2 separate regions of the Mus musculus genome follow, and region 1 is linked to region 2. A link is a loop called in an ENCODE intact Hi-C map of the cell type or tissue named here. Cell type or tissue: left cerebral cortex. All regions are shown on one strand. Each heading gives the region's core, and the rest is flanking DNA. Links, peaks and the distances in the headings are about the cores only.

Evidence for each region. A loop is a pair of places that touch in the nucleus more often than their neighbours do. Peaks named below come from ENCODE experiments on the same cell type or tissue, not always from the same donor. Only the 100,000 strongest peaks of a DNase experiment are listed, where the experiment ranks them.
Region 1: a loop joins it to region 2, with 2.8 times the contacts of the local background. A loop is called at or near these places in 3 of 42 quality-filtered maps.

The regions. Positions count from the first base shown.
Region 1 is chr19:42,209,561-42,225,004 of GRCm38, forward strand. No RefSeq gene overlaps it. Among named protein-coding and RNA genes, the nearest start is that of Sfrp5, 15 kb to the left of the region's middle. In left cerebral cortex, for the core only: a CTCF peak has its summit at 8,027 (motif pointing right); a DNase peak (open chromatin) is centred at 8,030.
Region 2 is chr19:43,398,289-43,413,732 of GRCm38, forward strand. No RefSeq gene overlaps it. Among named protein-coding and RNA genes, the nearest start is that of Hpse2, 18 kb to the left of the region's middle. In left cerebral cortex, for the core only: a CTCF peak has its summit at 9,109 (motif pointing left); no DNase peak of the experiment used is centred there.

The sequences.
Region 1 (15,444 bases), core at 4,520-12,519, 1.2 Mb before region 2:
AACTAAATGACATGGCTCTCAGGGCCACAGTTCCTTCCCAGGCTCACAGAAGTCAGCTGGCAGCCCTTGAGGCAGGACGGGGGAAGGGACCGGCTTCTCAGAGGACAGCAGGTCAGAGGCTCTGGGCGGGGGGTGTGCACTTTGTGCTCTGGGTGCAGGAGAAGGAAGTGAGCATCTTTGGGAGGGACCTAGGGGCAGGACCGTGGAGGGCAAACCCAGGGCATCAGTGTTTGGGGTTGGGACCAGCTGTTGGGGGAACCCTGGGCAGACAATGGCCTCATTAAGGAGAGGGTGCAGGCAGGCAGGAGCTGGGCATGGCTACAGCAAGAGGAGAATGTGAGGAACTGAACCTCTTCTTGCTAGGCCAGCCAATGGAGCAATTGTCCTCTGGTGGGAGGGAGCCGGAGGTCTGAGCCTGGGAATGGCTGGACAGTTGCCCTTGGGGGCAACTGAGGTAGTCCCGGCCCTTTTACCCGGCTTACAATAACTCCTCCACTGGTTGCTGAGAACTTGGGCCTCAGAAGGGATTTCTAGGCTTGAAAGTCCAGGGTGTGGCTTCTCTTACAAGGCTCTTTGAAAAGGGATTCTCAATTCTTAATTGCCCCCTTCTGGGGAGCCATTCAGTTTAGGGTTGTCTCTGGCCTGGCTCACCAGGCTTCTGTAGCTCTCCTGTGTATCCCCACCCTGCTCCTCTGTGCACAGTGGGTCTGCTCGGTGGGTTTCAAGAGCTCCACCTGCTCTTGAGTTGAACTGACAGTGCTTCTCTGCCGGGTGAGCAGCTTGCTCCACCCGAGCTCCATCCATCAGCACGGCTGGTCCTCCACTTAAGCTGAGCGGGAGACTTCCTGTACAACACGGTGACCAGACGTTTCTGGACTCAAATGCTGACAGAGCTCCCACTGAGATGTACCCAGAGCCCAATGACAGAGGTGGCATGGTAGAGCTCAATAGAGAAGACAGGGGCAAGGAAGTTAGGGCTGGCACTGAGCCCCAAAGTTCCACCCAGCTGTGGATACTGCCTCGGGGGACCCTTTACTAGAATACCTGATGGTTCTGGAAGCTCTAACAGGTCAAACCTCTGTTGTGATGGGTCTGTGTTGGTTCTGATCGACAGATCTACAGATCTGCTGGAATTGGTCTGTCTGCATTGTAGCGAATCCTGGTTCTTACTCCTGGCTTTGGTTTTTGCTTCATTCTGAGAGAGGAGGTGGGCAGCTAAAGTCTGAGGATTAGCTTCCTGCAGCTGGGAACTGTTGCTGGTTTCCTGGCTCGCCAACATGGCTGATGCTGGCACCTATCACAGTAGAAGGGAGAGAGTCTTAAACGACACAGTAAAGCAGTTGCTGCACATAGAAATTGATCAGAACATACGTTTCCATACCTAGGTCACCTGCAGAGATCCCAGTTTGGTGTCTGTCACCAGGTGTTTGGATGTAGTAGACCTTGGACGGGGGGGGGTGGGGCATTGGTCTTGAAGGTGTTTTTGTGTGTATGTGTGTGGCAATGAAGGTCAACCCAGGGCCCTCTATAGGCCAATGCTCCATTACTGAGCTTTACAGTTCATGACTACCCTACAAAGGCTGTGACTGGTGCTCCACTCTATACTTCCCCTTCTGGCAGTTAGAGCTTCTCTTCCCATCTCCTGCTCACGGGGCTCCTTTGGGATAAAATAAGAATCCTCCTTTCTGGAAGGTCCACACAACCTGGCCCTCTCTCCTCTGCCCCTATCTCTTGTCTTTGGTGGTCTAGTTTTTCACAGCCCTCTTGTTGGCCCAGCCCCCAGCTCAGCACTCTGACAGATGGCAGGGTCAGGGGACAGCGTGTGTCCTACATTAAGTGCTCCATCATCCAAGTGTCTAGGCACACAGTGGGGGTGTTATCACCGCCTCCTGTGCATAAGATGGGAAGACGGAGGTGAATCGGTCGCACAGTAGGGAGGTTCCGGATGGATGCCCCTCTACCATCCGTCTCTGTGGCTCTCTCAGTGGCTTCTCATACTCACCCTTCACTGGGCCTGGCCAGCTTTATATGAACAGCATCACTGATGAGGACATTATAGGGGGTCCTGCTTCAGGAGAGAGTTCCATGCGACAGCTACTAGGATCCTGGTGAAGATAGCTCATCTTAATTAAGGATCTGGTAGATACTGATATTGTCCTGTTCCATCTTGACAGCACCAGGAGGTTTATGTGAACGGTCCTTATTTGGAGATGAGGGCATTGAGGTTAAAGGTTAGCTTCCTCCGGTTCACCCAGGCAGTGCGTGATGGAGAGGCCCAGAACAAAGCTCTGATTCTTTCTGCTCTGACACTCTGTCCTTTTCTACCACCCCATGAATCCAGTGGGCCAAAGTCAGGAAAGCTAAAAGGGCTGGAGTGGTCCCTCTGCAGTCCACCACGGAGGGCTGTTAAGTCAGATCAGGGGCCGCTGGGTCGAGTTGTGTTGACCTCGCTAAGCAGTGAGGCAATTGGGGTCAGGAATAGGTGCATTCTTTCCTCTTAGCACATCACCCAGCCTCCAGCTTCCTGGAATTGTTGTCAGATTCCAAACTACTTGGCCGTGAGTTCTTTCCCCCTCCCCCAGATCCCGCACACAGCAACGAAGCACCCATCCACTTCCAGACCACACCCTCTCACACCCTTTGCTGAAGAATATCTAGTTGACAGGAGAATAGGAGGCCAGCTGGGCTTCCATGCCCCAAGAGCGAGCATAAGCCCAGCTACTTTCTGTGCAATCTTGGGGTTCTGTGTCTCCTCTCCCAGGCTTGGTTTTCCAGCCTGTGGAGGCAAAGGTAAAACCATCCTGGTAAGAGGATTGGGTGATGTCATGTCTGTCTTAGGAGACAGTTGATCACTATAATTGATTAGTTGGAGGTCAAGGTTGACAGAGTGTCTGAGTGGAATCTCTGTAGTCAAGAAAACATCTCCTCCTGCCACTCCAAGTCATGGCCACTAGCTACTTGTACCTGGGGCTACTGAGAAATGGAGTTTCAATGTAATCATGCTTTAGGGAGGTAAGAATCATATAGCACAGAATAACCATCTATTAAAAATGTTTTTAACCTTTATTTTGTGAGAATGGGCATTTTGCCTACATGTGCACCCATCTGCCATGTATGCATTGGATCCCTTGGGGCTGGAGTTACAGACAGTTGTGAGCCACTGTGTGGGTACCAGGGATTGAATTCAGGTTCCTGGAAGAGCGACCAGTGCTTTTAACCCCCAAGCCAACTTCCCAGCTCCCTTACCATCTTAAAATGAGCAACCCAGTAGTGTTTAGTGCACTGACAGGAGCCACCACTTCTCTGTAGTTACAAACTATTGGTCATCTCCAAAAGAAACCCTGTTCATGAACGCAGGCCTTTCCCCTCCTTTCCCTGCCAGATCTGGCAGCTAATACAGCACAGCCTGGGTCTACGACTTTGCCTGCTTTAAATGCTTCTTAGGAATGTCCGTCTTCACACACAGAATGTGACTGGCACAGCCAGCTTCTTTCCCTTAACTTGACGTTGTAGAGTTTCTCCATGCTATAGCAAGGGCCAGTCCTCTGTTCTTTTTCAGTGATGGCTGACGGCCACGGCACTGCACAGTGGCCATGATGATGTGCTTTGGGAACGTGAGAGAGCAGGGCATCCTTGTGCTGCTCCCCGAGTGATGCAGTGGGACAGAAGGACCTAGAGAGTGGGAAGGATGAAAACGCTGCCTGGGGTCCCTCCAAAGACCTCAAAAAAGTCCAAAGCTTTGCCTGACGACAGGCAGGGCTATCACGTTTGGAAGTCTCATTGAGGCCCAGTACTGGGCTGGGCATGAAGTAACTATTTAATACTAACAGAGCTATTTAAAATATATTTAATTATGTATACTTTTGTATACTGTACTATACAAAAGCTATATATGAATTTATATGAAAAAAACTTTTTGAGACAAGGTTTTCCAGTGTAGCCCAGGCTGGACTCAAACTCATAGCCCTCCTTTCCAGGGGCTGGGACTATAGGTGCGTACCAAAACATTCAGCATCACAGAGTTTTGCAAGTAGAGTCTCAGGGTGCTGAAAGAAGACATTGGCTCACTTAGCTGGTACATGGCAGGCCTATGAACCTGAGTCTGTCTCTTGCGGAGGCCAGTGATCTTCACCAGAGCTGTCCCGTACAAGAGAAGCCAATTAGGGACTCAGTCCCCTTCCCCCAAGCTTAAGGGTTTCCCAGCTCCATTCACTGCTAGTCTTTCTGTACTCTAATGGGATCTGGGCTTCTTGGAGAGATAGGGGGGGGGGTGGCTCATAGACTAGGGAGTAGACTCTATCTCTTTCCCATTGTTTATCAGCGAGTTAACCTGGCTGTGCCCTCGGAGGTCCCCACTATTAATTGATCTGGGAAGGGGGATCTGTTAATTGCTGACCCAGAATAAACAGGCCTAGGAGAAATGGGGCTGATAGCAGACTGAGCTCCTCAGCTGTACCGCCCTTTGCCCTCTGGGAAAGGGTGGTGGGAAGGGGTGATAGACAGCAAGTGGGAGGTGTGCTCCTGGGAATGGCTTTGGAGTGGGGGATGGAAAATGGCTTCCTGGGGCCCCAGAGTCACTGGGTATGTCCTTCTGGGAATAAAAACTGGCTGGGCTCCCATGTTGCCATGCCCTGTCAACAGGGTTGGGATGACAGTCAGCAAGACTCTGATACTCATCTCTTTTATCGTTCCCTTTCTCCTTCTTTTCTTTCTTCCTTTCCTGAAAATCTTTGTATCTTTTTTGCCTCTTCTTCCCTTTGAGCAATCTATCCATGTTTCTTTCTCCTCCCTCTCAGGAAGTCAATGTATTCTTTTTGTATTCAATGTATCCATCTAAAAGCCTATGTTTTCCTTGTAACCCTTCCTTGTCTTCATTAGTCACCATTATCTCCATCCATCTTTATCTTCCCTTCCCCTGCAGAGTGACCACACATTTCTGGGGAAGAGAATGACTGGGGTCCTCCAAACATCCTGGCCATGGGGTTCTAAGTCTGGGTCCTACACAGTCCTGACTGAGTTAACAGGCTGACCTCAGGCATGCTTGCTGTTCACTTGCTCAAGGTTAGGTAGTCTCACTGTCCCTGGGGGAAGAATAAAACCTTATTCCTTCAGAGTAGAAGAGAATTATTATCCAAACAATATTATTACAGGATGCTGTTAGTCCTAGTAACCGCCCACCATGAGTGACCTCAGAACGTCCTGGGTAAAGAATGTGCAGCCATCTTTGCTTGGCCTCTCAGCCTGGGTGAGTCTGTGACTCAGGCCCTTTTGTCTCCCAAGCCAAGACTAGATTTGGGGAGGGGCCCAGGGAGTAGAGCACACTTCAACACCAGGCCCTTGGTCAGAGTTGGGTGTCTGATTTCCCCTTAGTTACTACTGAGCACACACTTCTAACATGTCAGGAGTACTCATATGGGAGGAGATTTGCTCTAGTCTCCAGTGATTTACCCAACCCTCCAGTTATTGGGTAAATAACACAAAAAACAAGTCAGTCCAAAAAGTCCTCTTTTGAGGCTTCAGGGAACAGCTGGATTCCTGGTCCCTCTCTTTGTTTTCCCCAAGAAGGAACAGCAGTAGCAAGAATGACGGGTAATGATGATGGAGCCCTCGTTAAGTGACAGACCCAGTCCTGGGTGCCCACCCAGGAAGGAATGCAGGAGGCTGCCGAGGGACAAAGCCTTTGGGGACCTTAATCTCCCACTTCTGCACCACCCCCAACTCTTAGGTGGATCTGGTTGATTGTGTTCACCTGCCAGCCACCACCCCTGATCCTTAGCTGCCCTACTGAGAGATAAGATAATCACAGCCCATTAATCAAGGTGGCCTGGCACGCTACAGGTGCAGATAAGCCCCTCCTGGGCTGAATCCCCAGGGCTGGGCCTGTGGAGGTTGCTAGGGAGTTCCAATATCAAGTGTGTGGAGACAGAGGTGGAGTCTATCTACGATGGGCATTGGAATGGTGATGAGCTGGGAGGTTAATTGAGAGTCCAGAGATCTGGCTGTCCCCACTCTGTGTCGTTAACACAAACCACAACACCTCTCTGGGTCTCTCCTTACATCTGTGGGGGGAAAAATGGAGAAGGGGCAGGAAGAGGGCGAAAGGTCCCTATAGTTTGAAGATGATCTGTGGCCAGCACAGGGTGGTGAGGAGTTTGTTGCAGGGATAGAGGCAGAGGGTGTTTGTGGGTAGAGGGCCTGCCTCGGCTAAGGGACGATGGGCTCCGTGGAATTTATCTTACTCACTGTCACAGGGTGGTGGTTGGTGGCCATACAGGCTGTGTGACAGTGTGACAGGGTAGAGAATGAGTAGCAGGTCATGTGCACTTTGGGGTCATGTGCACTTTGGGGTCATGCATACTATGAATAGGTTCTGGGGTAGTGGAATTTGATTGAGGTCCCAGATCTGCTACCTTCCTATACAGAACCTTGAGTAGATCACTCAGCCTTTGTCCCCTTAGTTTTCCCTTCTGGATAATGAGGACGGTATAAGACTCGGTGCTCTGGGAGGTTATAGGAGGAAGACCAACGCAGAGCACTCGGCTCTGTGCCTGAAAGGCAGCTGGCAGTGGGAGGCAGGTGCTCAATAAACGTTAGGGTTTTTTTTTTTAAATTATTATTCTTTCTTCTTGGCAAGGTCCAAAGGGCATGGGCAGCCTTTAGTATCTAATTTGTGTGGCCAGGACTGTGGAAACAAGACAGCTTAGCCCCTAACAACTCTCTTGACCTGAGGCTCTGAGTCTAAAGTGTATTAGTGACTATTTTTAAATTTTATTTTAATGATGTCATTGGTTGTGGTGGTCAGGAGTTAAGGAACATTTCAGTGGTGGTGGTTCTGACTCAAGAGCTCTCATGAGGTCAAGATCAACTGTGCGCCAGGGCCACGGTCCTCCCAAGGCTTGTTTGAGGCTGGAGGCTCTGATTCCAACCTCACTTATGTGGCCACTGATCAGAGGACATCTAAACAGCCCATATCCTCCAGTGCACAGAGGGAGTGAGTATGGGACTTTTCTTTGCTTGCTCTGGAGTTGCCAAGAGCACCAGAGACTGATCGGTAAGTCCAGCTCAAACTCCAGGGCAAGGGGACCTTTCTGTGCCCCGACTCGCTGTCCCCATACTCTGTCACTGGATGCTCTGTCCCTGGATGCTCTCTGCCAGGATGCGGCTGTGTTGCAAACTGTACATTGTCTCTGGTCTTCACACCTAAGTCAGGAGTTGCTTCTCTTTGCCAGTGAGACCACAGTAGTTCAGAGAGGCTGAGGGATCTGCCCAAGGCCACCCAGCAGGGATATCTGAGGCAGTGTCTGCTCCTGGGGGTTTGCCTTATTTGCCCTGGGCCATTTTCCACTCCAGCTGAGCCACATCTAAGGCATCTTGGCTCTGAAAGATACAGGACCAGCTGGGAAAGCCGGGGACGTCCTTGGTTATGGAGTTAGAAATAATAGATGAGGCACAGGGCACAGGGCAACTGGCCCAAGGGAGCTATGCTTACTCTGATGCCTTAATTTATTTACTCTGTGCCTCTTTTTCTGTATCTACCTGCAGGACAGATGCAAGGTGAGCTGAGGGCAGTACCGGGGGGCTGCATGCTACTGTCAGGTAAACTGAGGGCAGTATGGTATAGGAGGTATGCTGTATGTTATTGAGATGGGATTAGTCAGTGTCGGGTTGGGCTGGTAGCGGGATGCCTATCCTTGGAACGATTATTTATTTATTTATTTATTTATTTATTTATAAAAGCAATGCCCCCCCTTTCAGTCTGGAGCCTCCCATCCAGGCCTTGCTCAGCTATGACTCCCTGGTCAGCCCTATGGGCAAAGGTCAGGGCCAAAAGCCTCAGTAGAGAAGGCCCCTGACTGAGGCAGGACTCAGGCGAGACTACTGGTCCCCCACCTCCCGTCCCTGCTCACCTTGTCTCTTCCCAGGCTCAGGATATGCTGCAGGGTGCCACAGGGAGCTCAGATAGCCTTTCATTTCTGCCTTCTCAGAGAGAGGATGATACATGGATGTCCAAGCACTTCCCCAGGTTTGCCAGCAGAGGGGGCAGATGCTGTGTCTGGGACCTGGGAGGTTTTTAAGAAAGGCTGGGGTGTTCTTGTCCCTGAAACCTTCAGCCCAGATACTGGCTGAAGGGTTTTGTTGTTTTTATTTTTGTTTTTGTTTTTACAGTCCATCCATCCATCCATCCATCCATCCATCCATCCATCCACCCATCCATCCATCATCCATCTATCTGTCCATTGTATGTGTGTGTACAGGTCAGAGATGAGCTAGTTCTGTCTCTGTCTCTGTCTCTGTCTCTGTCTCTGTCTCTGTCTCTGTCTCTGTCTCTGTCTCTGTCTCTGTCTCTGTCTCTCTCTGTCTCTCTCTGTCTCTCTCTGTCTCTCTCTCTCTCTCTGTCTCTCTCTCTCCCATGTAGGTTCCAGAGACTGAGCTCAGACATCAGGCTTAGAGGGAAGTGCCCTTACCCACTGAGCCATCTTTCTGGCCTGATTTTTTTTTTCCAGATTGGGTCTCATGTACCCTAGGTTGGCCTGCATCTGAGACTGATCCTGAGGTTACTGGCATGCACCATCATCCTGGTTTTATGTGATGTTAGGGATGGAACTCGGAGCCTGATGCATGCTAGGCAAGTGCTGTAGCACTGAACTACATCCCCATCCCTGCAATGGGGGTGATTTGGTACCCAGCTGGCCAGAATTGGAACACCACCCCCCAAAGGACCAGTTTCTGCTCCCTGAAGATAAAAGCCACGGGAAGTGAGGAAATGACAGAGTTTCTGGGCCTGGCGACCTCAGATCTCTGCTCATGCCTTCTGTGGGATCCAGAGGAGGGACAGAAGCCATCGATTCACTCCTCGATCCCTTTGGCAAACATCATCGAGCATCTATTGTCTGCCAGGTTTGTGTCAGGGGAGTTGATGGCAGGTGTGGTCTTTTCCAGGGCTACTGTTCTACTGGGAGCTGTGTGGTGAAGTGGGTTTTTATTTCGAGTGGTAGCTGAGGAAGGGAAGGGTGAGAGAGTTGGAGACAGGACATCCGTGTCTCCACTTGCTCACTGAGATGGCCATAGGAGACTGAGGTGGAGCAAGGCAGCAAATTTGTGAGTGGGAATTACCCACATGCTTTATCTAGCAGCAGAGTTCCACTGTTATCACAGGGAATGATAGCAACAGGGAAGACTTTGGGTCCATTACATACTCACAGTTGGCACCAGGCAAACCACGGAGGTCCTGGAGGGACAGGCCAGCTATGCCACTTAACCAATGGTGGGACAAAACCAAAGGGACTAAGCTCGACTTTCTCCTTACAAGCTGTTTTTTATTTTGTTTAATTAAGACAAGGTCTCATGTATCCCAGGCTGGCCTTGAACTGAAGATGCCCTTGGATGTCTGATCCTCCTGCCTTCATCTCCCCAGTGCAGGAATGGCAGGAATACATACACATCTGATTTATGCATTGCCGGGGATTGAACCTAGGACTTCATGTCTGCTAGGCACACCTACCAACTGTGATACATCCCAGGCCCCTTGAACTTATTCTTTAAACCCAGGAGTGTGTTGTTCTAAAGTTTAGGGACACAAACGGCACCTGAAGTTAATAGAAAGGTTCTGAACACATGCTAGATCAGTGGTTCTCAACCTGTGGGTCGTGACCCCTTCGGAAGTTGAATGACTTTTTCACGGAAGTCATGTAAGACTTCTTACCATCGGAAAACACAGATATTTATATTATGATTCATAACAGCATTAAGTTTACAGTTTTGAAGTAGTAATGGAATAATTTTATGGGGGGGGGCGTCACCACAGCCACTTAACCAATGGTGGGACAAAACCAAAGGGACTGTATTAAATGGTCTCAGCATTAGGAAGGTTGAGAATTGCTGGCCTTTTTTCACTCATGGGAAGCAAGCAGGAGGAGTTTCCATAAGCAAATGGATCAACTATGGTATGTTCATGCAGAGGAATATTATTCAGCAAGAACAAAGGAAATGACTTATTAACCCATGAGGAGCCATGGAAGAGACCTCAATGAGGTAAGCAGAGACCAAAATACTACATACTGGACAAGGCAAAACCATGGAACTAGAAAACAGGTCGCCAAAGTTGGGGTGCAGAGGATGAAAAGCTGGGGAATGGTTATTTTAGGGCAGTGAAACCATTTTGTATGACACTGTTAAGGCGGACATGTCACCATGCCTTTGCCCAAACTCATAGAGTGCAGAATCACAGGGCAGAGTCCTAGTGTGAGCTTCAGCTTTAAGTCATGGTGTCCTGACATTGGATCGTGAATTGCTAGCAATAACGCACTGAAGCGAGATATTAGGATAAGGACAACTAGGAACACTCAGGTTTCCTGTAAATGTAGATTCCAACAGTCACCTATTTGTTCTTAAATGCTGCATGTAACTAAGACCCTAAATGCCAAAGACTGTCTCAGGAAAGCCTTTGAATAACTGTCACAAAGACCATAGTGCTCATTAAAGGCTGAGCAGTAGGGAGGTGTGATTTGGAAGCTAGTGTGAGAGCCTAGCCACAAAATCAAGGCTGAGCAGGGACAATGTGTGAATTGGAAGAGCAGTGGGAGGTGTGAATTGGAAGCTAGTAGGAGAACATAGCCACAAAGGCCGCTGAGCAGTGGGAAGGTGTGAATTGGGAAGGTGTGAATTGGGAGACCAGTGGGAAGGTGTGAACTGACAAGGTGTGAATTGGAAGAGCAGTGAGAAGGTGTGAATTGGAACCTAGTGTAAGACCCTAGCCACAAAGGCTTCACTTATTTGGACAGTAGACCAATGGAGGGCTTTTCAGGCTAGGGGTATTGCATGGTAATGTAGTCCAATAATGATAAGAAAACCTAGAATGATTTCTGGGTTGTTTCCTGACGTCTTCAGATTCAGTGCCAGGCAAGGGGCATGTTGCTCAGTCAGTAGACAGCTTGCCTGGCATGGGCTTGATTCCCCCGTGCTAGGCATGGGAGAGTTCACCTGTAATTTCAAAACTCAGGAAACAGACAGAAGGATCAGAAGTTCAAGGTTGTAGGGTAAGTTTGAGGCTAGCTGAGTTAGATGAGCTCTTGTCTCAGAAAAACTGGGGCTGGAGAGATGGCTCTGTACTTAAGAGCTCTGGCTGCTCTTTCAGAGAACCCGAGTTCAGCTTCTAGCACCCACATGATGGCTCATTTTGGTTCCAGGGACCTTATACCATCTTTTAGATTCCACATGATGGCTCACAACTGCTTGTAACTTGTAAAAGGTTCCAGGGGAATCTTTTAGATTCCATAGGCACTAGGTACACACATGGGACAGAAACATACATGCAGGTAAAACACCCATATTCATAAAGAATATGAATAAAAAAAAACCCTGCTAGGATTTTCTTTGATTTGTACTATGATGGTCCACTTCACTGCCATGGGGGAGGGGGGATGGCGCTCCTGTCAATCTCTTCCCTCAGTGTGTCAAGGGCACTGCACTCATCTCTCAAGACCTTGCTAGCACACAGAAGAGTCACATTTCTCACATCTTTAAAAACTTTGACTTTCTTAAAGTACTTGGGGGCTGAGGAGATGGCTCAGTGGCTAAGAGTGTACACGGTTCTTCCAGAGGATCAGAGTTCAGTTCCCAGCATCCACATCCATGCCTTTAAACCACTATAACTCCAGCTCCAGGGGATCTGATGCCCCTTCTGGCCTATGTGGATGCTTGATATCATGTACACACACACACACACACACACACACACACACACACACACACACAGAGTTAAAACTAAATCATTTTAAAAACTATTTTTGTTCATACTAAAATTGATTCCCACATATTCCCCACCCCCATGTCATTCATTCTGAGTGTCAGAGCGGTCCATCTGTTACAATTGAGGAACCCAAGTTGTTGTATCATTAGCATCTGGGTCCATAGTCTACACATGGGTCCCTCAGTGTTGGACACTCGGTGTGTTTGGACAAACATATAAGTGTGAGTACCACACTATGACACCACGTGGAAAGCTCACTGATTCTGTGGTTCCTGGGTCTCAGTATTTTTATCTGTCTTATGAGTCAAGGTAGGGGAAAGGATGCAGATGTCTTCATGAGTCCTCCCTGGAGGCAGAGGGGGATGAAGTCATCGTATAGGTAAAATCCCTGCTCTAGTCATTTACCCTTTCTGCCCCTGGCCCCGGCAACACTGGGTCTCCTCCATTAAGTTGCCTTTTTCAGAAGTTGATCTTGCCAGAACCAGACAGTTAGTAGCCCTTTTAAAGGTAATTTATGGGCTGGGTGTAGTGGCGCATGCCTTTAATCCTAGAACTTGGGAGGCAGAGGCAGGATGATCTCTGAGTTCTCTACAAGCCTAGTCTGTATAGCAGGGTCCAAGTGAGCCAGGACTGCAGACCAAGAGCCTGATTAAAAAATTTATTATTATTGCATGTGCATGTTCATATGTGAGTACCACAGGGCTTGTGTCGGGGTCAGAGGTATCTTTCAGGTCTTGCTCTTTTCCTTGCACTGTGGAATCAGGGATGGAGCAGGCAGAACACTTGATAGTTTTTAGTTTTGTTAATTTTTCAAGCTTAGACTAACAGTTGCTTGACTGCAGTAATCAGAGTTGCTTTTACAATTTATCCCGGACACCACCAGGGCTTTGTGTACCTTTGAGTCTGCTGGTGTTGGCTGTTGCATTTCATTTTATTTTGTTTTATAGACAGGACCCAGGCTGGCTTCAGTTTGTTGTGTAGTTGAGGATAGCCTTGATCTTCTAGTCCTCCTGCTCCTACCTCTGGAGAGTGGAATTTACCACCTTACGTGGTGTTGAGGATCAAACCCAGGGCTTGTTTTGAGGTGCAAGCTAAGCAAGCATTCTTTCTACCAACTGACTACATACCCAGCCACACATATTGCCCCGTGTCTTTGAGTTCGGAATAACACCTTGATACCTAGGGTTCAAAACCCAGGAACTATTTTTATTTTCTTCAGATGTAATTTGATCACCAATCCAGGGGACAGGTCTGCGCTCTGGCTGGCTGGATCTGGACTTGGTGTGGTGCTCTCTCTGCTCTTCCTGCCCCTGGTTCACACATGCAGGCTCCACTCCACGCGTGGTCTGGGTTTGCAGCATCCTTCCTTCACAAACCCTGTGGCTTCACTTTTCCCCCGCTCCAACCCTGAAGGGATCCACAGCACAGCCCTGCTCCGATACATTTCCAAGGTCAGCAAACATCCTTGAGACGAAGGAAAAGAGCCCAATAGCTCAGCACTGGGCACAGGATCTAACCTGGGAATGTCTCAGTGACTTATGGTTTTCGGCACTTTCAAGATGGTGTTTGTGTGATTTTTGGCTTCCCTTCCTTTTATTATCCTTAATGGAGAACTGGCCTGAATTAACTTGTCTGACTGAGTTTATGGCCAGGATGAGTATCTGTGACCACATCCTCCTGAAATACCCCTCCTAGGTTCATTGGATGCAGAAGGCTTGCTTTTATCGGATGGGCCTGTGCTCGCTAAAGACAAGGCTGACCCAGGCTTTGCCACTGCAGTCATTCTGTTGAACCTGTCTGGTCTCTCGTAAATATTTGAAGGGTCCCCAACTGACCAGCTGTGGAGGATGCTCTTCCTCCTTTCCTCCCACTTTGAAGCAGGAGTCCAGGGCTAGGAAGTGATCTCACTCCATCAGGACCTCCTGCCTCCATCCTTGGTACATTGCCTCTGCATCCAAAATGCTGCCCATGCTACACCTGTGCTTCAGACAGCAGCAGGAAGAAGGGAAAGATCACTGCCCTCCCATGCAAGGAGACATTTCGGCTGGAAGACCCAAGCAACACACTGCTTAATCTCCTGGGCCAGACCTTACACATTGCTCACATAGGGCGGCCAGAGAAGTGGTAAATGGCATCTCTAAGCTGAACAGCGCTGGGACGTTTGTAGGGTTCTTTTTCTTAGGAAAAGGAACATTGTCAGTGAATCAATTGAAATCTCTTTCCTTATTGGACTCCAGTTCTCATCTATAGACACTGGCGGAGGGGTGCTATTAGCACTTTGAGTGGCACTTTCTTTACTATGCGGTGCTGTTCTATACCATATAGGATACCTGCCATCCCTGGCCCTGTCTATTAGATGACAGTCACATCTGTAGGCACTGTGATCATACCCCAGGACACAGCATCACTCTTGTCTAGCTGCCCCTGGGTGACGATACTTCTCCCTGATGAGGACCTTAGGGGCAAGATGACCCTAAAGCCTCCCACTGGGAGCATCCTTGTTACTCTTGATTCTGTGGTTCCTGGGTCTCAGTATTTTTATCTGTCTTATGGGTCAAGGTAGGGGAAAGGATGCAGATGTCTTCATGAGTCCTCCCTGGAGGCAGAGGGGGATGAAGTCATCGTATAGGTAAAGAACAGGACATTAATGTATCTCTTAGTGGAGAAGAGAAAGGATGGAAAGGAAGAGGCCAAGACAGCTTTCTAAGAAATGGGGGGCGGGGGGAGCATGGATTCAGAACACCTGGTCTTAACTTAGCTGCCCCTGCTCCTCCCCGAGGTCCTTCTCTGCGCCCTGGTATGAGGGATGAAGGGAGATGCTGGCAATGCTCACCTTCATCTGTCATGATGCCCTCATTAGTGGCTCCCTTGTCCATTGGCGGGACCTCATCAGTGGGACCACCTGACCTTTGGGCTGGCGGATACACTACCTGGCAGACCTGATCAAAGAACTGGGACCAGGAAGCCCCGGGACCTGGGCCAGTGCCCATGGGCTCTGCCTCCCATCCTGCAGGTCTCAGCCCCTGCCAGGGTGGGGAGCAGCTAGATGGAGCATGCTGTGTCTAATCACTGATGGAGCCAGGGGAAGGATGTGTGAGTCACGGGACTCACACTGCCTGGATCCAAGGCTGGTTCTTACACTTCTTAATGGTGTGAACATTGGACAGACTGTTTGACCTTCCTGTGTTGTTTGTCGGCCCTTCTTCCAAACGTAGATAATAATAGATGGTTTTCACGGGGTCACCGTGAGCTGTAAATGGGACACTACTGGCAGGCTCTGAAGAACAGGGCTCCACGCACAATTCTGGGTGGTGTACGCTGGCTTTCAGGAAATGCTGGCCGCCGATGATTTGAAGTAAGATCTCTCCTTCTGTTCTTGCCTCTGGAGGTTCTGTATATTTAATGTGATTTACAGGGCTTATGGGGGTTTGCCTGAGGTTCCACAGCTAGCCAGCACAGGCAAGGAAAGTTCCAGTTCTCCATCACCACAATGAGGTACCCAGGGAGTGGTTAGGGAACAGCTTAGGATGGTTGCTCTGCTCAGAGCTGGTGAATCTCTGGGCCTTGAGAGTGATGGAGGCCAAGGGGGAGAGGCAACTTCCCCCGCTGAAAATCTCAAAGCTCGCTAGCGTTGGTGAACAGGTAGCACGCGGCTCATGAGAACCCCGAGGAAGACAGAGTGAAATGGATTGGAG
Region 2 (15,444 bases), core at 4,623-12,622:
CTTACATCTTACCCTGAGACAGCATCAGAAAGACAGACTGGGCCTGGCACTGGCTTTTGAAACCTCAAAGCCCACCCCAGTGACACACTTCCTCCAAGACCATACTTCCTAATCCCCAGACAGGTCCACCAACTATGGACCAGGCATTCAAGTACACAACACTATACAGGCCATTCTATTCAAGCCATCACACCGGTGTATACATGGGCAACACTAGTTGGATTTAGTTGGCTATCAAAAACAAAAGAGAAGATGATGTGAATTTTGGAAGGAGCCTTGTTAGGGGGATTTCAGGGAATTTGGAAGGGAGTCACAGTAATAGATCATGTTTCATTATATATACATGTACAAATCTCACGAATAAAAATTACAATAAAAAAATCAAGCCAAATTTTGGCATGGATTAGAAAGGTACTCTCCAGGTCCCATCCCTCACTGGAAGTTGAGAGCTGTGGGGTGGGAGAATTATTCTTTTGTATCTTTTTTTTAGGATGTTCCCAATGTAGGTTTCCCATGTTCCAGTGGATAAAGAAATTATATAAATATACATATATGTATATATACATATGTGTGTCTTATACATATATATGCATGTATGTGTGTATATACATATACATGTATATATTGGCAGAAAAATAATTTTTTCATAGTTTTGTTATCTGCAACTCCAAATAGCATAGGACTCTCGTGAGCACAAGCATACTGTCTCCTCACAGAGGTGGCATCAAGACAGGATTGTGTATGAGAAGAAGACATAGCAAGGCCCGAAGCCACAGCACTCAGAGGACCAGTAACAAGCTCCCACAGTGAGTGTTTGTTAAAATCTTGTCACTGTTTATTAGCATCACACTGGGGACCAAACTACAAACACACAATGCACACATCGATGTACATACATACTAAAGCCATAACCAAACTATAGAAGTATCTTTTTGTAACTTGTGTAACTTAGCAATATAACCATAGTTTAGTAGTTTTATCTTTTAATCTTCATAGAAAATAAACTTGCTTTACATGTCACACAACAAAACCCCTGAATGAATAAATATAAAATAGACTGTCTTGCAATAAAAAAATCTCTTTGCAATGAATGGTGGTGGATGCAGAGACATACAGCTGCTGAAGATGCTGAAAATAGCTGGTGTTTGAGTGATCAGCCCTAAACAGGACTAAGTTTCACACTGCCCTACCTAAAGTTCAGGATACATCATGGAAGAGGAGGAAAGAAATCTAAGAGCCAGAAGATAGAGTGAAATGCTGTCTTCTGGATAAGGACAGCCAATGCTGTCATGACTTCAAAACAGCTGTGGCTATATTCATTAAGTCTACACACAAATGAGCCTATCAACAGGTGGTCAGGGAGGGGCCTGTGGGACCTGCTCCTCCCTGCTAAGCTACCAGCTACTTATGGATTCTGAAAAAAAAAGGGCAGTCATGTCTTCAGTTGTGTACCATCTGGAAACCAACTAAGCTCCAATTAACTGTTTAAAAGACATAGTCACACACATGATTCTGGTTAATCTCAGTGGGTCGCAAAACAACAACAATAACAGCGACAACAAACCCTGAATGCTTCAAAGGGAATTGTGGTTAGCCCTGAAATCATATATATACAAGTAATGTTAAACAAGGTGATCAGGTGGTATTTATGTATTTGGGTATATACATAAGTATAAATATATAAGTATATATGTATGTGTGTATGTATGTATGTGTGTATATATATATATATATATATACACACACATATAGTGTGTGTGTATATCTATATACATAGTGTGTGTGTGTGTGTGTGTGTGTGTGTGTGTGTGTGTGTGTGTGTAAAAAACATTAAGTAAAAAAAGGCCATGAATGTTAGATTCAGCAAGCAGGGTGGTTGGGAGGGGTTGGAGCAGGGAAGGGGAAGAAGAAAAATGACATAATTATAATTTCTAAAATAATAAAATAATAAACTTACAAATTTTTCATTTATATTAGCTGATACTTTGTAATTTAAAATATGAAATCCAAAAACAGTAAAACTGCTAAGGAAATCATGCAAAAGAGGGGAATTGTGGGCATAAGGAAGTGGGTAGGAATAACAGGAAAAATAAAAAAGGTAGGGGCTATAGTAGCAAAAATTTACATACTTATAAAATTGTCAAAAAACAGATCCAATAAATATTTTAAATAATGGAGGAGCTAGAGAAAGTACCCAAGGAGCTAAAGGGATCTGCAACCCTATAGGTGGATCAACATTATGAACTAACCAGTACCCCGGAGCTCTTGACTCTAGCTGCATATGTATCAAAAGATGGCCTAGTCAGCCATCACTGGAAAGAGAGGCCCATTGGACACGCAAACTTTATATGCCCCAGTACAGGGGAACGCCAGGGCCAAAAAGGGGGAGTGGGTGGGTAGGGGAGTGGGGGTGGGTGGGTATGGGGGACTTTTGGTATAGCATTGGAAATGTAAATGAGCTAAATACCTAATAAAAAATGGAAAAAAATATTTTAAATAGTCTTAAAAACTGATTTTTCAAAAGATAATATAAATTTAAAATAAAGACAAAAATAAAATAAAAAGAATGTTTTTTTAAAAAAAAAACACATATCAAAACAGGTTTAAGAAAGATCTAACACAAGTATGATAGAAGTTCCTAAAAAAGAAAACCAACATAGTGGGACAAAATAGATATTAAAAATAATTAATTAAAATTCTTCAGCAAAAATTAAACTATATGTTAAAAGGACATGTTGTATCACTGTGACATATATATGTGGGTTTTTTCTACTAAAATACTGCATAAAAAAAGAAAAGTGCCAGAAGAAATTGTTCAGCAGTTACAATGGAAGGTACACTTTTGTAAGATGTGCTGCTCTTAGAAAGAACCCAAGTTCAGATCCCATCTCCCATATCAAGCAGATCACCAGCACTATAAGTTCAGCTCCAGTGAAATATGACACCTTTCACCTCTGGAGTACACACACACACACACATCAATTAAAACTAATAAAAATAAATATTTTTAGGAAAAAAATCCTTTGCACAGGCAAAAAGACCAAATTACTTACAAGGGTGAAAATCAAATTTATCATCAGTTTTCAACACCAATATTTTATTCTGGGCCATAATAAAATAACAGGCTAGAGATACCCAAGGGTTGAAAATGTAAACCAGGGATTTTTATATAAAGCCAAAATGATGATTTCCAAGTATAAAGGCCAGAGAAAAACTGTTAGGGGATATAATAACTCAAAGAATGCTCCCAAGAGTCCTTCCAGAGAAATGTGTTAGAAAACAAACTCCACGTAATACCAATGACTGAGGAGACTTCTATTTAAGAACTGACTGTAATCATTAGCTGTATATTTACTTACAGAACTAAGACTAAACAATGGTTACAGGGAATAGAACACAGGAGGTAATGGTTATAGTCTCTAACAACATACATCCAATACCACAAACAAAAACTAAGCCAAGGATGAAAAAATTTATAGTAAGTGTGCTGACTGATTTACTAGAGTAAAAGAATAGTACTTAAAATCAGATGCTGATAGAAAAGAAACAATAGAGAAAGGTTATGAAAGGGAGGGGAGGGGAGGAAAGGGGAGGGGAGGGGAGGGGAGGGGAGGGGAGGCTAAAGCACAAGTGGACTGTTCTATACTTAGGAAAAGTGAGCTTTTTTAGTAATCTTGCTCTACTGATTTAACTTTTTTGATACAAACTTTTACTTAAATATAAAAGAAAAATGTTTTAAAACATCTCTTAAAATTGAAAATAAAATCAAGCCGGGCAGCAGTGGCACACGCCTTTAATCCCCGTATTTGGGAGGCAGAGACAGATAGATTTCTGAGTTCAAGGCCAGCCTGGTCTACAGAGTGAGTTCCAGGACAGCCAGGGCTACACAGAGAAACCCTATCTCAACTCCTCTCCCCCCAAAAAAGAAAAGAAAATCAAGAAACCTAGATATGTGTCTAGGTAGAACTTAACCATACATGAAAAAAATACTTCAAGTGATTTTATTTCAGAATATTACTGTACATATCTAATGATCCCAATGTTAGTGATAATTTTGGCATTGTTTTCTTAACAATTATACATATATGTTATATATGTATAATATGCATTAATAAATCAAATAGATTTTACATAACAGTCTATTTTAGTCTGTAATACGTTTATTTGGGAGAACACGAGTTCTCAGTATAGATAAAGGCTTCCATAATTAGAAGAATATATAATATCAAAAATCAAACAAACCTATGAGGCTGAATCTGAATGAAGAGAAACCCAAACTAAGTGTGTATGAAAATGCCTATGTATATGAAGACACACTAGTTAGTAAGCTAATTACAAATACAACTTTTTCTAAAGTTCAAATGGAATTACCCTAGTTGGGCAGACAATGTCACTCCCAGAAGATGATGAAATGGAAACTGCCCCATAAGGCATGGGATTTCCCTATGAGCACCTGGTCAATGAGGCTCCAGAGGTCTCCAAAACACCCAGGCTATTGTCAGTGCCTTGGTTACCCACAATAACTACATGGTTAGTAAGACTCTGTTGCTGGGCTGCAGAGATGTCTCCCCCATTAAGAGCACTCTTCTGGGAGTGGCTACTCTTCCAGAGGACCTGGGTTTGATTCCCAGAACCCCATGGCAGCTCATGGTCTGTAGTTCCAGTTTCAGGGGATCAAACACCCGCCCTTCTGACCTCTGCAGGCACCAAGCACATACATGGTGCACAAACATATATGCAGGCAAAACATACATAAGATAATAAGAAACAACAATATTACACTTTAAAGACCCTACTGCTGAAGACACCACACACTTTGACAGTAGGACAGAGAAAAAAAAAAATTTCAAATTGACCAGGAAATTTCTTGCTTCTGTGTAACTGTCATAGTGCCAGAAGGTGAAATTCAGGCTGCTGGAGGACAGGGGACAATCAATGATGTTATCCATCACTCATCTCTGCATGCTACAATACCAACCTGCCAGGTAAGATACATCCACTGGTGCCATAGTCACATGACTGTTACGGGATAACTAACATCATTCTGATTATATTTGAGGCCTGCTCCAGAAAAGGGAATTTCATGCTATACCTTTGGTCAAAATCCATGGCTGGGAAGGTCATATACCCTAGTGTACAACTTACTGGTTTTTGATAAATGATCATGCTGCCAAATTGCCTTGTAAACATGTTATAGACATAGGCCTGAGATGCTCTCAACCTTTGTCAAGGAAGTCTCAGGAAGCAACAGTCAATAGAGACTCGTGTAGCTTGTAAAAGACTCTGTTCTCAGCCTTAAATAGGACTTCCTTATTATACCACCGCCACCAGGCTCAGGAAGGACCTCAGCATCTCAGTAGAGCAAATGGAAAGAATGCAAGTCAGAGGCAAAAAAGGCTGTGTTTACTATCTTCTAGATATGCCATGACTATCACACTCATTAACTCAAAGCAACTATGGTTACCTGCACAGAACAATCTGGCCAAAAATTTCAGCTATGGTGAGTAGTTTTGTGTCAACTTCACACACACTAAAGTCATCTAAGAGGAGGGAACCTCAACTTAGAAAATGCTTCCATAACATAAGATTGTAGGCAAGCCTGTAAGACACTTTTTTAATTACTGATTGATGTGGGACGGCCAACCCATTGTGGGTGGTGCCATCTCTGGGCTGATGGTCCTGGGTTCTATAAGAAAGCAGGCCAGTAAGCAGCACCCCTCTGTGGACTCTGCTTAGGTTCCTGTTTGAGCTCCTGTCCTGAATTCCCTCAGTGATGAACTAAAGATGCAGAATTCTAAGCCAAATAAACCCTTCCCTCACCAGCCTGCTTTTGGACATGGAGCTTGCCATAGCAATAGTAACCCAAATTACTATTTACCAGCATAGATGGGTAAGTTGTTCTCCAGGTTCTACACATTATTGTAGAGCTCCTGGCAGGTGATAATAGGGAGAAGAGAAAGAATCACTTTGGGAGGGAGGACATGTAACCAATAGTAGGTGTTTTCTTGCTCCAGTGAATAGTCCCACACTCATAAACATATGGGCAGCACTAATGGATTTAATAGCTTATCAAAAATAGCAAACACAAAAAAGACATGAATTTGAGAGGGAGATATGTTGGAGGGAGATGGAAGGTGTTGGAAGAGCAAAATGGAAATGGCTGAAGATATTATCATATTTCACTCTCTATATACACACAAAATTCTCAAAAATAAAATACAGAAATTCAGGATTTGTTTTAAATTAATAAAGACAGACCTCCTAATTCCATTCTCTGAAATAGCCTAGACTAAAGTGACAGGTTGTGAGTGTTCTATGTGATTTGATTGTTAAAACTCCTCACCTTTACATATATGATGAAAATCCTTAAGGCTCAGCCCAGTGTTGCAAAGCCAAAGAACATTTCCTTGTGAATGAAATTAGGCATAACACAGTAACAGTGTGAAATAAAAATGTAGATTATCTTACTACATGTTCTCCATAGTAAATGAATGAAAATTCCTTTAACAAACAATTCTGGCCTTCACTGATAAAGCTCCAACCCCATTTCCATAGCCCAACTCTTTCTTCCTTTCTTATCATCTTTCCATTACATAAGTTTCCTGTAAGTAAAAACTAAGTTATAAAAAAATTCTACAAGATTCAAGCTGTTGTGACTCACATTTGTTTCAAATTCATAAGTTAAGAAATGCATTCTGAAATATTCACAAGTAAAATTACATATTGGGGCTACTTTAAAATAGTCATCAATGGGAGGAGAGGCCCTTGGTCCTGTGAAGGCTCTATGCCCAGTATAGGGGAACGCCAGGACTAGAAATGGGAGTGGGTGGGTTGGGGAGCAGGGGGAGGGGGAGGGGGTTTTCAGAGGGGAAACTAGGAAAGGGGATAACATTTGAAATGTAAATAAAGAAAATATCTAATTAAAAAAAGAGGTTAAATGCAGATAACCAAATTCTCTAAACAAAACGTAACTGCAGCTATCTGAAAAGAAAATCTTGCTGTCCCCACCCCCAAAACACACACATAGACACACACTTCCACAGAATAAACAAGTAAGCAAGTCTTCACATGGTATAAAAACAAATGTGCAACATTCAACTGGGAAACATACTTCTCCACACAGATTTAATTATCTCACATGTATAACTTTCAAAAGTATGACAAAATTCCACAAGAATGCACTTGTCTAATACACTTTCTCATGAAAAAATAATCATTTAATACTGGAGCTGGAAAAGACTTAAGTAACAATTTAATTCAATCCTTCATCTGGGACTCTTTGTAAGGCCAGATAGGGAAAGGTCATGGATGTGACTCGGCTAAATCTAGAATCCAGTCTCCCCAAACCTCAGCATTATTTTGTCAAAAAAAAAAAAAGTGTAACATTGTTCATTGAAACATTGAGCAATCATAATAGCTCATTTAGTAACTACACTATCTTCAATGCATTAAACACTCTTTTTACTACAGTCAAGAACTATTCCGTGTATCACTAAATATGATCATTTTGTTAGCATACCGACCCCCATGGGAAAGCACAACTGTTTCATGATTGGGGGCTTGTGTAACATTTTGCCTAGGCAAAATGTCTTTTTTTTTTCTTTTTTCTTTTTTTTTTTTATATTTTTTTTCTTTCCATTTTTTATTAGGTATTTAGCTCATTTACATTTCCAATGCTATACCAAAAGTCCCCCATACCCACCCACCCCCACTCCCCTACCCGCCCACTCCCCCTTTTTGGCCCTGGCGTTCCCCTGTTCTGGGGCATATAAAGTTTGTGTGTCCAATGGGCCTCTCTTTCCAGTGATGGCCGACTAGGCCATCTTTTGATACATATGCAGCTAGAGTCAAGAGCTCCGGGGTACTGGTTAGTTCATAATGTTGATCCACCTATAGGGTTGCAGATCCCTTTAGCTCCTTGGGTACTTTCTCTAGCTCCTCCATTGGGAGCCCTGTGATCCATCCATTAGCTGACTGTGGGCATCCACTTCTGTGTTTGCTAGGCCCCGGCATAGTCTCACAAGAGACAGCTACATCTGGGTCCTTTCGATAAAATCTTGCTAGTGTATGCAATGGTGTCATCGTTTGGATGCTGATTATGGGGTGGATCCCTGGATAAGGCAGTCTCTACATGGTCCATCCTTTCATCTCAGCTCCAAACTTTGTCTCTGTAACTCCTTCCAAGGGTGTTTTGTTCCCACTTCTAAGGAGGGGCATAGTGTCCGCACTTCAGTCTTCATTTTTCTTGAGTTTCATGTGTTTAGGAAATTGTATCTTATATCTTGGGTATCCTAGGTTTTGGGCTAATATCCACTTATCAGTGAGTACATATTGTGTGAGTTCCTTTGTGAATGTGTTACCTCACTCAGGATGATGCCCTCCAGGTCCATCCATTTGGCTAGGAATTTCATAAATTCATTCTTTTTAATAGCTGAGTAGTACTCCATTGTGTAGATGTACCACATTTTCTGTATCCATTCCTCTGTTGAGGGGCATCTGGGTTCTGTCTTTTTAAGAACCTTTTCTTCCAGTCCAAAGATTTCACAGCACACTGGTCCCTACCATGTTGTGTTGTGGTTGTTGTTGTTTCCTCAGACATTCACAACGTCATCCAACTTATATTTATAATGATCTTTTATGCATTCCAGAAATTTTTTTAAATCAGTGGTATTTCTTTAAATTTTTGCTTAGAGTCTTGAAATTCCCATGACTGGCAAAAGGCTGCTCTTAGTAATAACTGACAACAATAATACTGAGTTCTACTTTCCTCAGAAGTTATTAAAACAGTGACAATGACACAAATACTTAGGGGCAAATTCATTCTTCAGGCCACAGAGGTCTTATTTAGTTCTTTGGAATCAGACTAGTATACCGAATTAAACACCAGAAGTGACTTGGGTACCAGAGAGGGTATTAAAATATAAAAATATTATTCTCCTATAATACTGGGAAATATTTGTAATTATAAAATGAAGTAGAAACATCTGGCTACAAACATTTGCATCTCTACTACCGAGTAAGAATATAAATATTTAATTATGGTCCTATATTATCCAGTCATAATCTTTAAATTACCTGGTCAAGTCTGAAATAGGATAAGGAGAAAATGGATAATGAGTGCCATCTTGTGGGGTTTTATCTAATTACAGGGAAAATATTTAAAACAAAATGCTTGGAAATTGATTTATCCTCATTCACTTAGTGTGTGTGTGTGTGTGTGTGTGTGTGTGTGTGTGTGTGTGTGTGTACATATATATATATATATAAGAAATCTACCTACCAGAGTTAGAGATAAAAACAATTTATCTATGTATATAGTCTATGCTATTATAAAGCCCAAACGTACATATGCATACACTCAAGAGATATAGAGCAATTTGAATCATTTAAGAAATACTCCAGAAGAAAAAATTTGGTAAGATTCTTAAATACAAATAAATCCTAACTTTAACCCAGGAAATTATATTTCTGCAGAGTCTACTCATCTTCATTTTGATACTAGTATTATACTAAATCAACTTTGTCAATATTAAGGTTCTCTTTCTTTCTTTCTTTCCTATAGAGAATCAAATACCTTAATACTTCAACATTTATTTTTGATCCAAAAATTAAATCAAGGAAGAAGGTACTCAGCGGATATTGAATATGCAGTGTTAGAACAATCGAGTAGCCATTGTTGTGCCAGGAAACATTCGTGAACCCCAAAGACCACCAAGGAGCTAATTCCAATGCAATCACATTAGGGTCTCTTTATTCAGGCTCCAGCTTAGGCTCCCAGCCAACCCTGACACAGCAGGAAGGTAGAGACCTGAGCCTAGTTTTAGACAAGCATTTATAAAGGCAAGAAAGGGTATCTAGCCTGGTACACAACTGATTGGAGGGCCATTGTAGTCTTTAACATAATTGGCTGGTATGGGAACCAAACTTTAAATTTAACTTCTGTTTCCCTCCTGATTGGTGGTTGCTAGGAAGTGAAGTGTCAGAGATGGGCTTGTAACGTGGAGGTGCAGATCTGTTGGAGAATAATATGGAAACTGGTGAAAGATGTAGGTTGGGGTTTTAGCCCAGAAACAGGTGCTAGGTAGCAGCCTGTTAGTTTACTTGAGCTCAACCAGTAGGTCAGGTTCTCTAAGATGGAGTCTGAACCCAAAAGATTTGGTCTCTCACCATTACCCCTGTCACTTATCTGCAGGGAAAATATCCAAGACCTGTCAATAGATACCTAAAACCATTGGCAATACCAAGCTCTAGAAATACTCTTTTCTTTATATGTGCACATACAAATTTGGTATCTTAATAAGCACTTACAATACACTGCAGCAATACATTTTGAAGCCTGGGATTGAAAAGCAAACTGTGAGTAGTTTCTCTTTTACTCCTTCATAACTTTATATGCAGAAGATTGACTTAGCATGCCAACATCACCATATGATTCTCTTTCTTTATTAAGGCAAGATAGTCACTTACAGGAAACATTTCAGGACTTGTCTAAATTGTATCACTACACTTGCACTTTGGGACCATTATTAAGTAAAGTGAGGTTGCCTAACACATGCACTATTACACCACACTCAGTCTGTCAGCTGGGAGCTCAGACAGTTAAGTGACTAACGGGCAGGTAGACACTGCAGATGGACTTGCAAGACAGAGGGATGATTTGTGCCCTGCATGGAACACCAGGAGAATTCACGGTGATACTCAGAACAGCATGCAACTTAAAACATGAAGTCAACTCTAGGATTTTCTGCTTAGTATTTCCAGACTTGGTTAATAACAACCAAGTGAGGCCACAGAAAGCGAGGCTACAGAAAGCGAGGGCATATTTGTGAGATGTAAGGTAGACAATCTTCAGTGAAAAACAAATTAGTTGTACAAATTACAATATCAAGAATCAAAGAGAGCAAAAATAAAACAATTACAAATTTTTATTTTTGGCCATTTAATTATAAAAGAGTAAAATAAGATATTAATACCCAGTAATATAGCTAATTTTGACCAAGAATATAATAACATGAATTTCTCATTTATTTCTTTTTCTTTAATTTTTTCGAGACAGGGTTTCTCTGTATAGCCCTGCTTGTCCTGGAACTCACTCTGTAGACCAGGCTAGCCTCAAGCTTATAGAGATTCTCCTGACTCTGCCTCCTGGGTGCCGGGATTAAAGGCATGTGCCGCTACCACTTGGCTCTCATCTATTTATATAGCAGTTCTATAAATTGATATAATACCTGTAGAAGATGAATTATCAATATATATCAGAGGCACTAAACATTCATTTATTTTTTACCAATTCTCATTCTACAGAAATAGTTCTGCATTAAGTATTCACCAAGCATTATTTGTTAGTTGGAGAGAATCTAAATAAATTGTCCATACAGCGTAACAGCAGATTTTATTCTTGCAAAATCATCTCCTACCCTGACAGTCCACATCAAGAACAATGATTAGCTAGAAACCTTCTGGGAATAGAATCTACAACAAACACGACCAAGTGAAAATGTTCATAAGTCTTCTTAGCTGAAAAAATAAGCTATAAAAAATGAGCCATCAATAGCTGGAAGAACTCTAAGATATAAGAGTAGTTCCAAACGTTATACCATATTTTAACAAATCAAATATACCCATTTTAGTTTAATTACATATATTTACTGGCTCATAAAATAAATGTACATTTAAAATACACCCAAAAAAAGTCAGATAATATCGATGTCGCTCAATAACAAAGTATCCCCTAGAATTCAGAAGGCCTTGAACTTAATCCCCAGCACTGGCCACTCCACGCCCAAAATATATTTTTGGAGTGAACTCACTGGTTAAGCAGGAAATATGAGGATAAATGTTTAGGTGCCCTGAGATCATGCGATGTCAGGTGGGCTCAGTAATCCACTTACAATCACAGGGCTCACAAGGCAGAACCAGAGGAGCCCCAAAGGAAGCTGGAGAACTAGACCAGCTATAGCTCTAGATTCAGCTGAAGTCCCTGACAAGGTGGAGAGTAACCGAGGAAGAGTTCAGACATCAACTTCAGGCCTCTCACATGTATACACATCTACATGCACTGGTAGAGACAAAAAATTCATACACAAATACTACATACATATCACCTGCCTGCAAAAGAGAAAAAAGATATGAATTTGGAATAATCTCCTAGATGTCAAGAAAATCAGAAAAACAGCTGAAGTACTTTGTTCTATTTTGCTTTAGATTGAAAAACTCAAACCAATGGTTTTAAAAAAAAGAAAATGCAATTTAGGACTCAACTTAGGGGGAAATCTACTAATTGATGCTCTTTAACAAAGATGAAATGGCTTTCTTCTGAAGCAGCAAATGAAGTCAGTCCCTGGGCAGAGTGAGAAGACAGGCATCGCTGGAGAGCCTTGGCTCTTCTCTAAGGCTTTCTTCCATCTCATCCCTGCCCTCCTTACTCTTACAAAGCACTCTGAAACATTGTGTTTGTATATCTTAGTCATTATCTCAATAGTATAAACAGCACATATACTGTAGAATAAAATACAAACTCACAGATGCCTAAGAGAGAAGATGAAAACATCAAAGTGTCTACTTAAAAACTACAATTTAATCTATGTTTACATCATTTCAAAATAAAATGATATGCAAACCTCAAACTTAGTGAATTATAAGCAGATAACTCATCTTTTGACATTATTTTGACAATGAATATTCATAAAGGTGTCAGAAAAGTCAAAAAGCATAAATACTCCCTGGGTTTATAAGCTATTTTAATGTCATTCTTCATACGTTTTCTGTTTTTAATGTTCTACTAAAACCACCTATTACTTGCATGACCAAATACAGTAAATATAAAAACACTTCAACTATTTTTAGAAATTTAAAACATACTTAGCAATTCTAAGAAATAAAATTTAAATCATAATGTCAAAGAAGGGTAGTTAAGAACTTCCAAACCATTTTATTCTTTGTATTGTTGCTCTAACTTTATATAAGTTCTATTAAAGACTTAGATAACTTGACATTAGATTTTAATGTCTATCACATGTTTTTTAGTGTATCATAAACTTTGGAGAGGCTAAGGCAACAGGATTGCATGTTTGGAGGCTGCCTGGGCTACAGAGGGAGATCCTATCTCAGAAAGAACTGTAAAGAATTGCCAGGAATGGTGACACACTTGTAAATAAAATTGGGGAGCAAAGGTAGGAGGACAAAAGGTTAATACAGGCCACACAGCCAGATCTTGTCTTTAAGGGAAAAAAAAAATCACAAGACTTTTATTTAAAAAAAAAAAAAAGACAGGTATCTTACCAAAAAACTACATGGTGAGATTTGTTTGAAAGCTTAAAAATGCATGCTCTAAGAGCTGACAGGTTTGAATTCAAGTCCTAGCCTAAAGATTCAATGCAATCCCCATCAAAATTCCAACTCAGTTCTTCAACGAATTAGAAAGAGCAATCCGCAAATTCATCTGGAATAGCAAAAAACCTAGGCTAGCAAAAACTCTTCTCAAGGATAAAAGAACCTCTGGGGGAATCACCATGCCTGACCTAAAGCTGTACTACAGAGCAATTGTGATAAAAACTGCATGGTACTGGTATAGCGACAGACAAGTAGAACAATGGAATAGAATTGAAGACCCAGAAATGAACCCACACACCTATGGTCACTTGATCTTCGACAAGGGAGCTAAAACCATCCAGTGGGGAAAAAAAAAGACAGCATTTTCAACAAATGGTGCTGGCACAACTGGCAGTTATCATGTAGAACAATGCGAATTGATTCATTCCTATCTCCTTGGACTAAGGTCAAATCTAAGTGGATCAAGGAACTTCACATAAAACCAGAGATACTGAAACTTATAGAGGAGAAAGTGGGGAAAAGCCTCAAAGATATGGGCACAGGGGAAAAATTCCTGAACAGAACAGCAATGGCTTGTGCTGTAAGATCGAGAATCAACAAATGGGACCTCATAAAATTGCAAAGCTTCTGTAAGGCAAAGGACACCCTCAATAAGACAAAAAGGCCACCAACAGATTGGGAAAGGATTTTTACCTATCCTAAATCAGATAGGGGACTAATATCCAATATATATAAAGAACTCAAGAAGGTGGACTCCAGAAAATCAAATCACCCCATTAAAAAATGGGGCTCAGAGCTAAACAAAGAATTCTCACCTGAGGAATACAGAATGGCTGAAAAGCACCTGAAAAAATGTTCAGCATCCTTAATCATCAGGGAAATGCAAATCAAAACAACCCTGAGATTCCACCTCACACAAGTCAGAATGGCTAAGATCAAAAATTCAAGTGACAGCAGATGCTGGCAAGGATGTGGAGAAAGAGGAACACTCCTCCATTGTTGGTGGGATTGCAAGCTTGTACAACCACTCTGGAAATCAGTCTGGCGGTTCCTCAGAAAATTGGACATAGTACTACCAGAGGATCCCGCAATACCTCTCCTGGGCATATATCCAGAAGATGTTCCAACCGGTAAGAAGGACACATGCTCCACTATGTTCATAGCAGCCTTATTTATAATAGCCAGAAGCTGGAAAGAACCCAGATGCCCCTCAACAGAGGAATGGATACAGAAAATGTGGTGCATTTACACAATGGAGTACTACTCAGCTATTAAAAAGAATGAATTTATGAAATTCCTAGACAAATGGACGGACCTGGAGGGCATCATCCTGAGTGAGGTAACCCAATCACAAAAGAACTCACATGATATGTACTCACTGATAAGTGGATATTAGCCCAGAAACTTAGAATACCCAAGATATAAGATACACTTTGTAAAACACATGAAACTCAAGAAGAAGGAAGATCAAAGTGTGGACACTTTGCCCCTTCTTAGAATTGGGAACAAAACACCCATGGAAGGAGTTACAGAGACAAAGTTTGGAGCTGAGACAAAAGGATGGACCATCTAGAGACTGCCATATCGGGGATCCATCCCATAATCAGCCTCCAAACACTGACACCATTGCATACACTAGCAAGATTTTGCTGAAAGGACCCTGATATAGCTGTCTCTTGTGAGGCTATTCTTGGGCCTAGCAAACACAGAAGTGAATGCTCACAGTCAGCTATTGGATGGATCACATGGCCCCCAATGCAGGAGCTACAGAAAGTACTCAAGGAGCTAAAGGGATCTGCAACCCTATAGGTGGAACAACAATATGAACTAACCAGTACCCCCGGAGCTCATGTCTGTAGCTGCATATGAATCAGAAGATGGCCTAGTCGGCCATTAGTGGAAAGAGAGGCCCATTGGTCTTGCAAACTTTATATGCCTCAGTACAGGGGAACGCCAGGGCCAAGAAGTGGGAGGGGGTGGAGGAGAGTGGGGAGGAGGGCATGGGGGACTTTTGGGATAGCATTGGAAATGTAAATGAAGAAAATACCTAATTTAAAAAAACACACACACAAATCACTTAGACTCTCTAATCTCCAGTTTTTGCACTAGCAA